3 separate regions of the Mus musculus genome follow, and all the other regions are linked to region 2. A link is a loop called in an ENCODE intact Hi-C map of the cell type or tissue named here. Cell type or tissue: heart. All regions are shown on one strand.

Evidence for each region. Peaks named below come from ENCODE experiments on the same cell type or tissue, not always from the same donor. Only the 100,000 strongest peaks of a DNase experiment are listed, where the experiment ranks them.
Region 1: a loop joins it to region 2, with 4 times the contacts of the local background. A loop is called at or near these places in 2 of 42 quality-filtered maps.
Region 3: it touches region 2 in a loop (8-fold over the local background); 31 of 42 quality-filtered maps call a loop at or near these places.

The regions. Positions count from the first base shown.
Region 1 is chr8:24,448,870-24,452,869 of GRCm38, forward strand. No RefSeq gene overlaps it. Among named protein-coding and RNA genes, the nearest start is that of Gm30845, 3.0 kb to the left of the region's middle. In heart, a CTCF peak has its summit at 1,745; DNase peaks (open chromatin) are centred at 622 and 1,772; H3K4me3 peaks cover 236 bases; H3K27ac peaks cover 420 bases.
Region 2 is chr8:24,523,161-24,527,160 of GRCm38, forward strand. No RefSeq gene overlaps it. Among named protein-coding and RNA genes, the nearest start is that of 9130214F15Rik, 22 kb to the left of the region's middle. In heart, a CTCF peak has its summit at 2,149 (motif pointing left); DNase peaks (open chromatin) are centred at 1,121 and 2,520; H3K27ac peaks cover 1,193 bases.
Region 3 is chr8:24,393,508-24,397,507 of GRCm38, forward strand. No RefSeq gene overlaps it. Among named protein-coding and RNA genes, the nearest start is that of Gm30633, 13 kb to the left of the region's middle. In heart, a CTCF peak has its summit at 1,503 (motif pointing right); no DNase peak of the experiment used is centred here; H3K27ac peaks cover 661 bases.

The DNA.
Region 1 (4,000 bases), 74 kb before region 2:
TTCACGTTGCGTTTGCCTTTTTCCTCCCAAGTTATAATACACCACACATGTTCTCAAACCTTGTGAAATGTCATTTCTGGTTTATTACATTCTAAGTTTTACCGTAAATTATTTAGAAATGACTTACATAGAAGAAGTCTTTCAGTCTTTAAGAATATGGATTGGGGTAAATATGGTGGGAGCCAATCCTGTGTTTTGTCATGTAGATTTGCAAAGTGGAAATGTCTGGTTTCTTTGGAGACTCGGTTAGGTTATAATGATGTTTTGCTGAAGCAGACACAGAGGGAGGGAGGTTTTGCTAAAGCAAACACGTTAAAGGATGCATGACGTCTAGAAAGAATATAAAGATGACCCCCCCCCACACACACACACCCCAGACAGTGGAAACTCAAGCATTGGTTCACTTCACTCGGCCTTGCTCGTCTTCGCTGGCAACATGCCATGTATCAATCAGTTTCCCTTACATTGAGTTTCCGAGCTTCACTTCTGGGGACTTCATAGAGAGAAACTCACCAGAGAACTCCTCATGAGATTCCTGTGGCTTCTTGCTGCTTCCACAGTTTCTAGCCAACTGGCGAGCCTGGCAGTCTCTTCTGGATTGAACTGCCCTTGCTGATTCATGTGTGGTGTCTGCCGAGTGGACTGGACTGCAGCTGCTGGTTTGTTTGCTACTGGACTGGACTGAGAACAACAAAGATTGGAATCGCCCCAAAGAACTAGTTCTCCACTTCCCCTGTATCCTAGTAACCGTTCTTTTCCACTACTTCTGGTAGGTGGTAGGGGGAGGTTGAACCCTTATTTTAAAAGGTTGTGAAATATACTTGCCTACAGAGTGGTATGACTGACCTGTCAGATCAAAGCGAGTGAGACATTTTTTCAGGGGACACAAACTGGTTTGAGAGCCCTACCAACAGTTATTATCATTTTAAGATTGTGTGTGTGTGTGCATGTGTGTGCATGTGTGTGCATGTGTGTGCATGTGTGTGCATGTGTGTGCATGTGTGTGCATGTGTGTGTGTGTACCCCACATGTTTGTAGGTACTCACAGAGACCAGAGGAAAGCCTCCGATTCCCCTGCAGCTATAGTTGCAGGTGGTTGTGAGCCACCTGATGTAAGTGCTGGAACTAAACTCCAGTCCTCTAGAAGAGCAGCAAGGGCTCTTAACCACTGAGCCATCTCTCTAGCCACCCACTGATTAGATGTGTTAATCTTAGCTTTTCTGCTAAAGTGTGTGACTGGCAAAGCCAGTGTTTTGTATCCTGGTCATGATTCCCAATTTCTCCCAGGCAATTGCCTGTCCTTCAGTCCGGGCTCTCTGCAACTAGACAGGGGTTCAGCATGTCTTATCGGCAGGCAGATGAGGATAACTTCGAGGGCTTTGAGGATGACAGAGTGGGTATCTGCCTGTTAGCCTCACTTCCTTCCCGCTAGCTGTCTGCAGTTGGTGAGAGCAGCCTGTTATCCTAGCTGCTGTGGTTTCTACTCCACACTCAACCCCTGATGAACCAACTAAATATCACATGTGACCAAGAGCACCTAACAGTAACTTATAAAGTGTGTAGTGAGAGCCTGCTCCTGTTTTGGCTTGCCCAAAAGAACTCTATGCATTATTCTGGCAAATTACATTTGCTCGAACTAGACTGGTTCTTCGGCATCTGTTTGAGGCTCATTTCCAGCTTTCTGTTTGTCTAACCTTAAAGTCCCTTCAGAACGCTGAGTTCCCATTCCTGGACCTTCCTCCTGGCTAGTCAGGCTCAGCGTCCACACTTTGTACTGCAATTCTTGGCAGGCTCGCCGGGGCTCAGCTCAATCCAAAGGGAAGAGTGTGTGTGTGTGTGTGTGTGTGTGTGTGTGTGTGTGTTGCAATTGGCGGAGTGGAGCAGGCTGCTGTGGAGCAGCTGCAAGGCTGGATCTCCTTGGTACTGCCTGAGTTCCTAAGCCAGCCAGAGGAAAGGCTGGGCTGCGCAGAAATGAAACTTGAATGATCCAGTAGACTTGCTTTCCTTCTTCATACTCCTGGAAGCAAGTTAAAGCTAGAAGACGCAGACTGGGTCCAGATCAGCAGCTGAATGGAGAAGGCAACCAAGGGACCTCAGACCCCAGAATTTGTTTAGTTGGAAGGTTTTTTAAAAATTGCTTCACCGAATATGCTGCTTGTTACAGACCTGTTTAAATTATTGATCTTGTCTTGGTTTAATTTTGGTAGGTTATACACATCTACGATATAACTCATTTCTTTTTAGATTTTCCTTAGTGGAATCTAAATTTTTAATTCGTATTCTAAAAATCTTCTGTGCTTCACTTGTGTCTGTTGAACTGTATCTCCCATTTCATCACTGTGCTGGGTAGTTTTATATAAACTTGACACAAGCTAGAGTCGTCTGAGAGGAGGGAGCCTCGATTGAGAAACGCCTCCATAAGATCCAGCTGTAGGGCATTTCTTAATGAGTGGTTGATGGGGGGAGGCCCAGTCCATTGTGGGTGGTGCCATCCCTGGGTAGGTTTTGTAGGAAAGCAGGCTGACCAAGCCAGAGGGAGCAAGCCAGTAAGCAGCACCCCTCCGTGGCCTCTGCATCAGCTCGTGCCTCCAGGTTTCTGCCCTGTTTGAGTTCCTGTCCTGATTTCCTTTGGTGATGAACTTGCTGTGAAAGTGTAAGCCCTTTTCTCCCTCAGTTGCTTTGGGTGTGGTGTTTCATAGCAGCAACAGAAACCCTAAGACCATCCCTTCCTGTGGAGATGACAGCAAAGTAAGAAAAACTTCAGAAATAACGTTTCCCTTCTATCTTTTACAAGTACCATGGCTCCAGACCTCTAGCCCCCAGGGCTGTTAGTGAAGTGTTCTTTTATGCTATTCAGTTTGTGGGGATTTGTCAGAACATCCCAGAAAACTACTTTAGGATTTGATCAAGCATTTTTCCCCAAGTGGTCATCACATAACTCTGTTTAACCCATAGTACACGGCATCCTATGAAACAATTTCACTTTCAGTCTACGCAGTAAGTACACTAATTTATGCACACACATGTGCACGCATGCACACACACACATACACACCTGGTACATATTTGAGGTACATAGATCATTTGTGCCCCCCCAACATCTAGATGGCTGCCTGGATGTTGTGTGGTTATGTAAATGTCTATTGAATGAATGCATGAACTTGGTGGCCTCAGAAATGGCACTACATTTAGGTCATCTTTGATAAAAGTTTTTTATCAAACTATTTGTGGTATGGCTTTTGTATCAGCCGTGGAGTGTCAGTCTTTCCAGCCACAAACAATAACTAATTATACATTATTTTATTTTTTCACTTGTCTTTGCATGGATATGCATAAAAATATAAGCACCGAAAAATGATACATTTACCAAGAAAACTCGCATTGCGGAACCTACAGTCATTTGTATGATCAGGCCAACATAAACATCCATGGCTTTCACACACAGTACCTGTGACGTTTTCATGAGCATGGTTTTAAATAGCTGCTGTGCTTTAGTTACTTCAACACACAACAATGAACATGTTCTCGGTTGCTCAGAACCTATGTTCTTGATGATTTATAAATGATGCCAGTGAAGATTGCTGTCCACAAATCTTTTTCTTAAATCTGATTTTGATTTAAAAAAAAAACACAGAGATAAAATGCATGGACACTTTGAAGACTTTGGTGACAACTCTAAATTCTTTCCAAAAGTACCCTGTGCTCCCTCTACACGTGTGCACAACATCCATGAGTACACTTCATTGTCTGCCCTTCCTTTGTGAACAGAAGAAAGGTTGGTTGCTTCCTGCATCTACAATGCTTGTATTCTTTTCTTTAGCGACTCGGCATGTACTTTCTTTGGAGAAACTAATGTTCTCCTTTCTTAGTCAAAATATATTTAACCGGTATCGGCAGGCATTGGTAAAAATATCCTTACCTTGTTTGTTGTTTGTTTTATAATTTTACTCTTGGTATTTTTTTTTCTTACGTGAATTTTAAAGTCTACACACAGTTTTTG
Region 2 (4,000 bases):
TGCACCTGGGAATGGGGCACCTGGTTATAAGGTGACGGGGGCAGGGGAGGCTGGAGGGTAGAGGTGTATCCCCAGAGTACATGGCCAGCCAGCCTAGCAGAACTATGTTCCATGAGAGACCCTGTCTCAAAAATGAAAGTGGAAAGTAATTGAAGAAGACACTCAAGGAAAACCTAGCCTTCACACTCACATGAACATACACACACACACACACACACACACACGCACAGGCACATGCACAGGTATGCATGCACACGCACACACACACGCACGCACGCACGCACGCACGCACACACGCACGCACGCACACATACACCTATACCACAAAATAAATGTAAATAAACAGGTATGATGGGATACACTTGTAAAGCTGGTACCAGAAAGGCAGGAACAGCAGAAATCACTGGCTGGCCTGCCTGGCCTAATTGCTGAGCTCCAGATGAGACCCTGCTGAAAGAAAGAAAGAAAGAAAGAAAGAAAGAGAGAGAGAGAGAGAGAGAGAGAGAGAGAGAGAGAGAGAAAGAGAGAGAGAGAAAGAAAGGTGGACGATCCTCAGGAGTGATGTCTGAGACTGGCCTCTGGCCTCCACAAGCACCTACGGGAGAGCACACTCACTGGCATGCATGCGCCCCCACATACACTCACATACATAATTGATATAATCTGGAACATGACATAGGGTGGAACAGCCTTCCGGGGTGGCCAGGGCAGAAATTAGTGTCAGAAAAACACTGAGAGAGAGACTGAGAGAGAGAGAGAGAGAGAGAGAGAGAGAGAGAGAGAGAAGGCAATCAGCTCTGCCTTCCCAGACCGTAGGATCCCAGACTGCAGCCTTTCTTGCTGACAGCCTTGGGAGTGTGGAAACACAGGGCCTTCTCCACTCTATAATGCCTTATGATTAAGAAGGAAGCTTTCCTTCCAGGCCCTTAACAGTGAGTAACAATCCCTAGCAACCATAACAACACAGCAACCAGTTACACTACACTCTGCACACATAAGCTGATAGGGGTTTGTGACAGACAGCGTATCCTGCTGTGTCTCCATCCTGACGGCCTGAAGCTGCTCCCCTGCTCCCCACACTCCCAGGGCTCCAACTATGTTCAGCGGAGGAACCGGGACTCAGAGCGTGGTGGGTGTCACAGACAGGGAGGCTGGTGTGAATGTGTCCAGTGGGCTTTACACGGTCCACCTGCAGACACGAATCTGAAGTCGACTTTGGCCCTGTGGCAGTACGGCGGCAACAGTGTGTAGTCTGGACAAGCTATTTTACTGGTTTCCTCACACACACACACACACACACACACACACACACACACACACACACACATGTGCACGTGCAGTTTATATTCTTTTATGTGTACTTGGTATTTTATGAGAAGGTTGGGCTTTGTGGTAATGAACAATCAGGGAGACCAATTGATTGTTGCCCTGATCAATTGATTATTGCCTTGATCAATCAATGCTTTGGACCCATCCTGAGCTGCAGTGGGGTTCAGGACACTCTTAGGGGGAAAGGCTTGGCACACACTGAGTTTTCCATAGTAGGAGGGCACATGTCCCACCAAGGGAAACACGGCTGGGATAAGGGAAAGCAAGAGAAAGATACTTCATTTCCATGGTGCTATCTGCCTTTTTTTCTCCTGTATTTTTTAAGACAGAACCCCAACTAATTGCTCTCTAAGCCTGGCAGCCATGTGGCTTCTCCCGTGTACCTGACCTTCCGTGTGATCTCCCCAAAGCTTGCTCCTGTTGCTGAATTCCTAATTTGTCTCCATTTAAGCTTCCTGGACAGATAACACTGATCGTGGAGACAAGGAGAGCGTCTCTCCTGTTAAAATAAATCTATCAGGGTTTTCCTTTATCATATCTATTGTACATCATTATCATTATTAACTTCAGCTTTTACAAATAAACTGCCGTTTGCTCTTGAGCCCAGAGAGAGCCATCTGTGCTGATTTAATGTGGTTCTGGCTGAAGGCATCACCTGGGGTGAAATAACTTCTCAAGGTCTTCCCAGGGCCCCTGTGGAGAAAAGAAAGACTTCCAAAAATATGCATATTTCCGCCTGAGACAAGCAAACACAGAATCCGCGCCTTTGAGCGTGCCGTAAAGATTTGTAGGTTGCTACTGCCCTCTTGTGGTCAATAGCCAGATCTGCAAGCAAAAACTAAGCAATCAAAAGCCATTAGGGTTAGAGTTGGGGTCAGAGTGCAAAGGGATGTTGGCATATAAATTCTGCACAGTTACAAAGCAGCAGCATAGAAAATTATTCCAGTAAGTCATATGACATCCACCATGACCCAAGTCCACATTTAAATCAAAATTCTCAGATCATATACTGGGAGTTGAGCTCAGTCAGTCTTCCTAGGACTCAGAGATGAGCAGGAGACACAGATGCGGTCCGCCCCTGCCTCAGTGTCCTCTGCACTCATCTCTATTCTGTTGCATGCAGGGGCTGCCCCATTGACCCTGCCCCCACGCTCGCTGGATCAGTACCAACTGCACAGTCAGAAAAGAACCCAGGAAGTGGACTCTAAACCCCAGGAGCTTGACACCAGTCTAGCTAAGAATTCCAATCTCCCACACTCCAGAGCACAATCTAGACACTGCTGGCTGTGGGGTAACCTGGGCTCCCCAGACAATCAGGGTGTCCGAGCCAGCTTGTTGGGTCTTTCTTTTGTCGGTAGGCTAATGCCCTAAGTTTTTTCCCAGCAAAGGGTTAAAGAAAGAGTCTACAGGCTCAAACTGTGGGTTAAAAGTGACTAGTGAATATTATATATATTATCCACATGCATGGATCCTTGTCACCCTTTGCAGCCAAGCATTGGTGTTGACAGCAGTGACTTGTGGTACCCAGCAGTGCCCCATGAATTGTCCCCAGAGGGAGATGACAACAGCCTGCCACTGCAGTGCATGACGATCCTGGCCTTTCCCTCTGTGCTGTGCTGAGACACAGTGAAGTTCATCGTTCACATTGTGACTGTGGTGATTTACATCTTTCTTTTTTTCCCTCTGTGTTTAAGTAACTGAAATGCCAGCAGGCACGTGTGGATGTATTTTATTTGTATGTTTGATTAGTCACACTATTAATGACTACTGTCTGTGTTAGTTGACAGATGAGACTTAAAAAAAAGTATTTGTATGAGAGAAATCATATCAATGGATGATAAAGTAACAAGTATGTATATAATTAATAAGTAATTTTGGAGTCATTTTGCTAGAAAAGGCTGTGTGCCTCGTTGGCTCTAAGGGAAAGTCTTTGGTGCAAGATTCCTGACACAATCAAAAGCTGTCCCCATCTCTAATGTTGGTTAGGCTTGGGGTCAGAGTGTACAGGGATGTTGGCATGTAAAGTCTACACACACTTCACAGTTACAAAGCAGGGTAGCCCAGAGAGAGGATTCCAGCCCAGGGGGAAGAGAGGTGACACGGGCTCTAAACAAGCTACCTCACAGAGCACATATTACCCGCAGGTACCTGTCTGTAAGAGGGATAAAGCCATGTGAGCGACTAAAGGTAACGTGGAATAGGGTTGGCGTGCTGGCTCTGCAGCTGCCACGAAAGCCCACGGCCCCAAAGATTTGTGAGTTTATAAAGCAAATGACTTTGCAAAAAAAATTCATTTATTTTTTTTTTGATGATGCTTACACTCAAGAAAGCAGTTTTTAATGTTCCTAAGAAGCAGATGCTAAGCTGCAGGCACTAAGCAGCAATTGCTCTCAGAAAGCCGTAAAGCCCGACTTCTTTATTATCTTTACTGTTAAATGAGCAGAGCAAGAGACAAGCGTCTCCTCCATTAGCAAAGTAAATACAACATCTGTGCAGGGGTAGAGTCAGGACCGACCTCCTCCTCCTCCTCCTCCGCACAAGGCTCGGCACGGGGCTCGTTGTCTGGGAGCAATAATTGACTAGCAGGTACTGAGCGTTGTATCTCAGATCTAAAAATTGAGTCAGATCTGGACTATAATGTTGAAATCCTACCCCCTTTTTGTTTTTCCTT
Region 3 (4,000 bases), 130 kb before region 2:
TCCCTAAACACAAGTAGTTAGGCCAGTTTAACAGCACTAGGCACAAATTCCCTCTTACTGAAGTGCCCTTTAGTCCAATAAAAGAGCTGTTGGTTATCCCCAAGATGTAAGTGCCACTACTGCACCCTTGAGGATAGCTTGCTGTGCTGCTCATTGTTGTGGCTCATAAGCTCTACAGCAGGGCACAGCTATTAATTGCTTTTCTCCCTTGGCTACTTGCACAGCAATTTCAGATCCGATAAGAGCTAGTCCTCAGGGAGGAGGATTTCAGATAAGTTTCAGCTTAATGCTACCAAGTACTGTGTCCAAATTTTGTGGTGTCTTTCACAATGAGGCCAGTCTTTCAATTTTTCTTTTCCTTTTTTAGACAACCAAAGCCTATGTCGTTTGGACATTTCTTGGACTCCTCTTCCTGTGCTACTAAATCCTCCTCCCACATCCCTACCCCTTACTTGACACAAGATAGGGTTATCTGTGAAAGGGGAAACTCAGTTGAGAAATTGCCTCCATTGGATTAGCCTAGGGGGGCATGTCTGGGGCACATTTCCTAGACAGATGATGGAGGGCTCAATCATGGTGGGAGGTGCCCCCCACCCAGCAGATGATCTGGATTCTATAAGAGACCATCCTGGGCAAACTGCTAGAAGCAAATCAGTAAGCAACATTCCTCCATGGTCTCTACTCAAGTCCCAGTCTCCAGATTTCGTCTTGAGCTCCGCCCTGACTTCCCTCAGTGATGGTCCGTGACCTGGGAGTTGTAAGATGATAAAACCTCTCCTCCCCAAGTTGCTTTTGGTTCAAATGTTTTTTATCACAGCAATAGAAAGCAAACCTGAACACTGACCAACAACTTAAAGAAAGGCTTCCCATACCTGGCCCTGGGAATTTTATTAGTCTACGGGGCTTGGAAAATTAGCACACTGTGTGTGTGTGTGTGTGTGTGTGTGTGTGTGTGTGTGTGTGTGTGTGTAAGCTAAAACAGTATTTCCCTGTGACTTGTTCAAATATCATTACTGTTACGAATGCCTCTTCCCTCTGTCTCCTTCCATATCCCCCCGCCCCCTGCCCAGTTAGAGGTACACACACACACACACATTCACTTCAGTGTGTGGAGGTCAGAAGACAACTTGTAAAAATTTGTCCTCTCATTCCACCGTATGGTTCTGAGGGAATCAAACCTGGGTCATCAGACTTGGCGGCAATCCCTTTCCCCTGCCAGAGCCTGCCTTCTCAGCAGCCCATGCCTTCTCACCAGCCCGTGCCTTCTCACCAGCCCGTTTCTCCTGTTTTTATTCTTAAATTGGGTTCCTGTGTATGATGATGAATACACCAAAATTGGGAATAAAATATGCAGAGTAGATATTCATACTTGGCTTTGGCCTATCCTTAGTACATACATGCAGCTTGCAGAGCCATTAGTGAATGGATGGATATTTGTCTTTTGACCCCTAGCTAGCACAAGAGGGATTTGAAGGCCAAAGAATCTATTCCATTGAGGCAACACAAGAGGGCGCTCTTTCCATCCCATTGCCAAAGGCCAGCCCATTCCCTATGCCCTACTGGGCCATCACTAATACAAGTTTTCACCTTTTGCCTTTTCAAGCAATAATTAGAAGAACCATGCACGGCAAATGAATTGGGTAGAAGATGAGAGTCTCAGGAAACACGGGATTGAACTGACTAAAACACTGGCCAAAAGGTTGTTCTGTTTGGGTTGTGCAATTAATTGAATTGTACTTACAGTTATTATTTCAGCTTATTTTACAGTTAGTAGTTCTATTTGTACATGTATGCACATTCTGCTTAGCATTCTATGGGCTTTGGTGTATGCATTATGAAAATCTACTGACATAAGACTCCTTAAGAAGACCTGAATTAATTCTAGCTACCCTTTGAGTGACTGGGGATAATGAACCAGCTTTTTTTAGTCTCAGTTTGTAGAATTACAGGTTGCAGTATGTGTTTTCTAAGAACCTTTATGGGCCCAACAGTCTACTAGATTGATGAATTATGGTGGTTCACTAAATCTTTGATATGTAATGGGGATGTAGCTATCAGCTACATATAATTTATAGGCACCTACTGAAAAAAAAAATCAGTAAGTGGTTGACTGTGTTGAAGACGTGCTTCAGCATGTGGGTGTGTCTGTAGACGCCTGGATCTTTGTGGCCTAAATACTATTATCAATTTCTACTCAAGTCTATTACGCATATGGTTCCAGGGTGACTCAGTGGTGGTGGCCAGCTCAGCTCTATAAATATGTGAGGACATTACTTAAACTTTTTGATTAGTGAGTTGGCTTAAATGACCCAAGGAGGCTTGCATTTATTTTGAGCCTTTTGTTGATGTGGTGGTCTGTTTTGTTTGCTAGGATGATGGGGCTACAGCCATGGTGGCTAGCTTTTATTTATTTACTTAGGTGGTTGAGTCGTTGTGTTTTTGAGGAGCCAGTATTTAGAGGAAATAAATAAAACTTCACTAGAGTAAAGATACTGTTTAAAGGGGTTTAGAATTGCTGTGTTGATTATGGGGTAGCCTGCACTGCCTCGGCAGTGCTGAGCTGGACAGTGTCCATGTGTCCTTGAACAAGGGGATGTGGCGCTCACTCTGCCTCATCTGTGTGGGCTTTTCTCCGCTCCCCTACAATCTCCCATCCCATTCTCCATCTTTCTCGAGGGCTGGCAGTCTCCTCTGTCTTTCATGGCAAAGCACCCTTTGGTGGGGAAAGTGGCCAGTAGCTCTGTCAGCAGCCGCAAGGCTGTGGGGTTTGACAGGATGAGGCTGTGGCGATGACTTTCTGCAGGGAAGGAATGAATACAGTGAGTGCTTCCGTGTTTTAGGAGCAAGAAAGAGAGATAAATGACGGGGGGCGGGGCTAAGTCCAAGCCCTGTCTGTGTTGAGATGGGGGTCATGCGCGTGGAAAGTATGATAACATAGCAAGTTTTATGTAAGGAATCGGGAGCAGAGTCCAGCTCATGAGAGTTAATGTGTCTCTCTACACGAAATGCCAGTGTGATGTGGCAGAAGGGGGTGCCTTTGCGGGCCCATGCTGAGGTAAACCACCCCCCACCCCCAGCCCTGGTATCAGCCACACGACAGGTCTAGTATAAAATGAAATTAATTTGGGACATGGGAAGGGAATAGAGGCAGGGAACGAAAAGGGGACAGAGAAGGACAGAAAGAGAGAGGAGAGAGAAAAAAAGGAAAGAGACTGGCTGAAAACACGTGGGGAGAGAGGAAGAAAATGAAGAGAGAGAGGAGAGGGAGGAAGGAGGAGGAGGAGGAGGAGGAGGAGGAAGGTAACTGTTGGACGGAGCTTAGAGGAAATGCTAACACCCCACGTCTAACTTTTTATTCTTTCAGCAATCACTGCACCTCTCTTATGCGTAACATTGTACCCAGCACTTGATATCATGGCTGCATAAGTTATGTTTTATGGTTTCCAGCTTTGGGGAAAAAAATAAATAGAAAACACTGACCATTGCAAGAGAAGAGTAGTGGTGGGAGACGCGATAGGGGCTTGCCTGGAACAGAGACTGGAAGAAGGTGATCTGCAGGTCAGCAGAGACAGGCGCAACCCCCCCTGGTTAAGTTTCGGGACAGAGCGTGCCAGAAGTAGAGGAAAAGGTTAGGCAACCGCATCGGAGTGACAGTGTCACAGTGTGTTCAGGGAACTGGTGCTGTTCAGGATTGTTGACAATCAAAGTTCAAGGAAGGGGGCGGGGGCGGGGGGAGGCGGGGGAGCCAGGTGTACGCTCTAAGAAGCTACAAAATAACCAACCGCAGCACTCGAGGAGCACGGGGATCATAGCCTGCAATTAACTGTGAGACTTTGTCTCCAAACAACCAACCAAAGTCACCGACCACCATCACCCGGTCAGCGACAACGTGCTGGTCAGTTTGTGTGGTGTGGGAAAGAGAAAACAGCGAGATGGAGGTCTCAGAGAGACCCCCTCAGAAGAGCCAAAAATTGGATCAAGACAAATGAAGATACAGGAG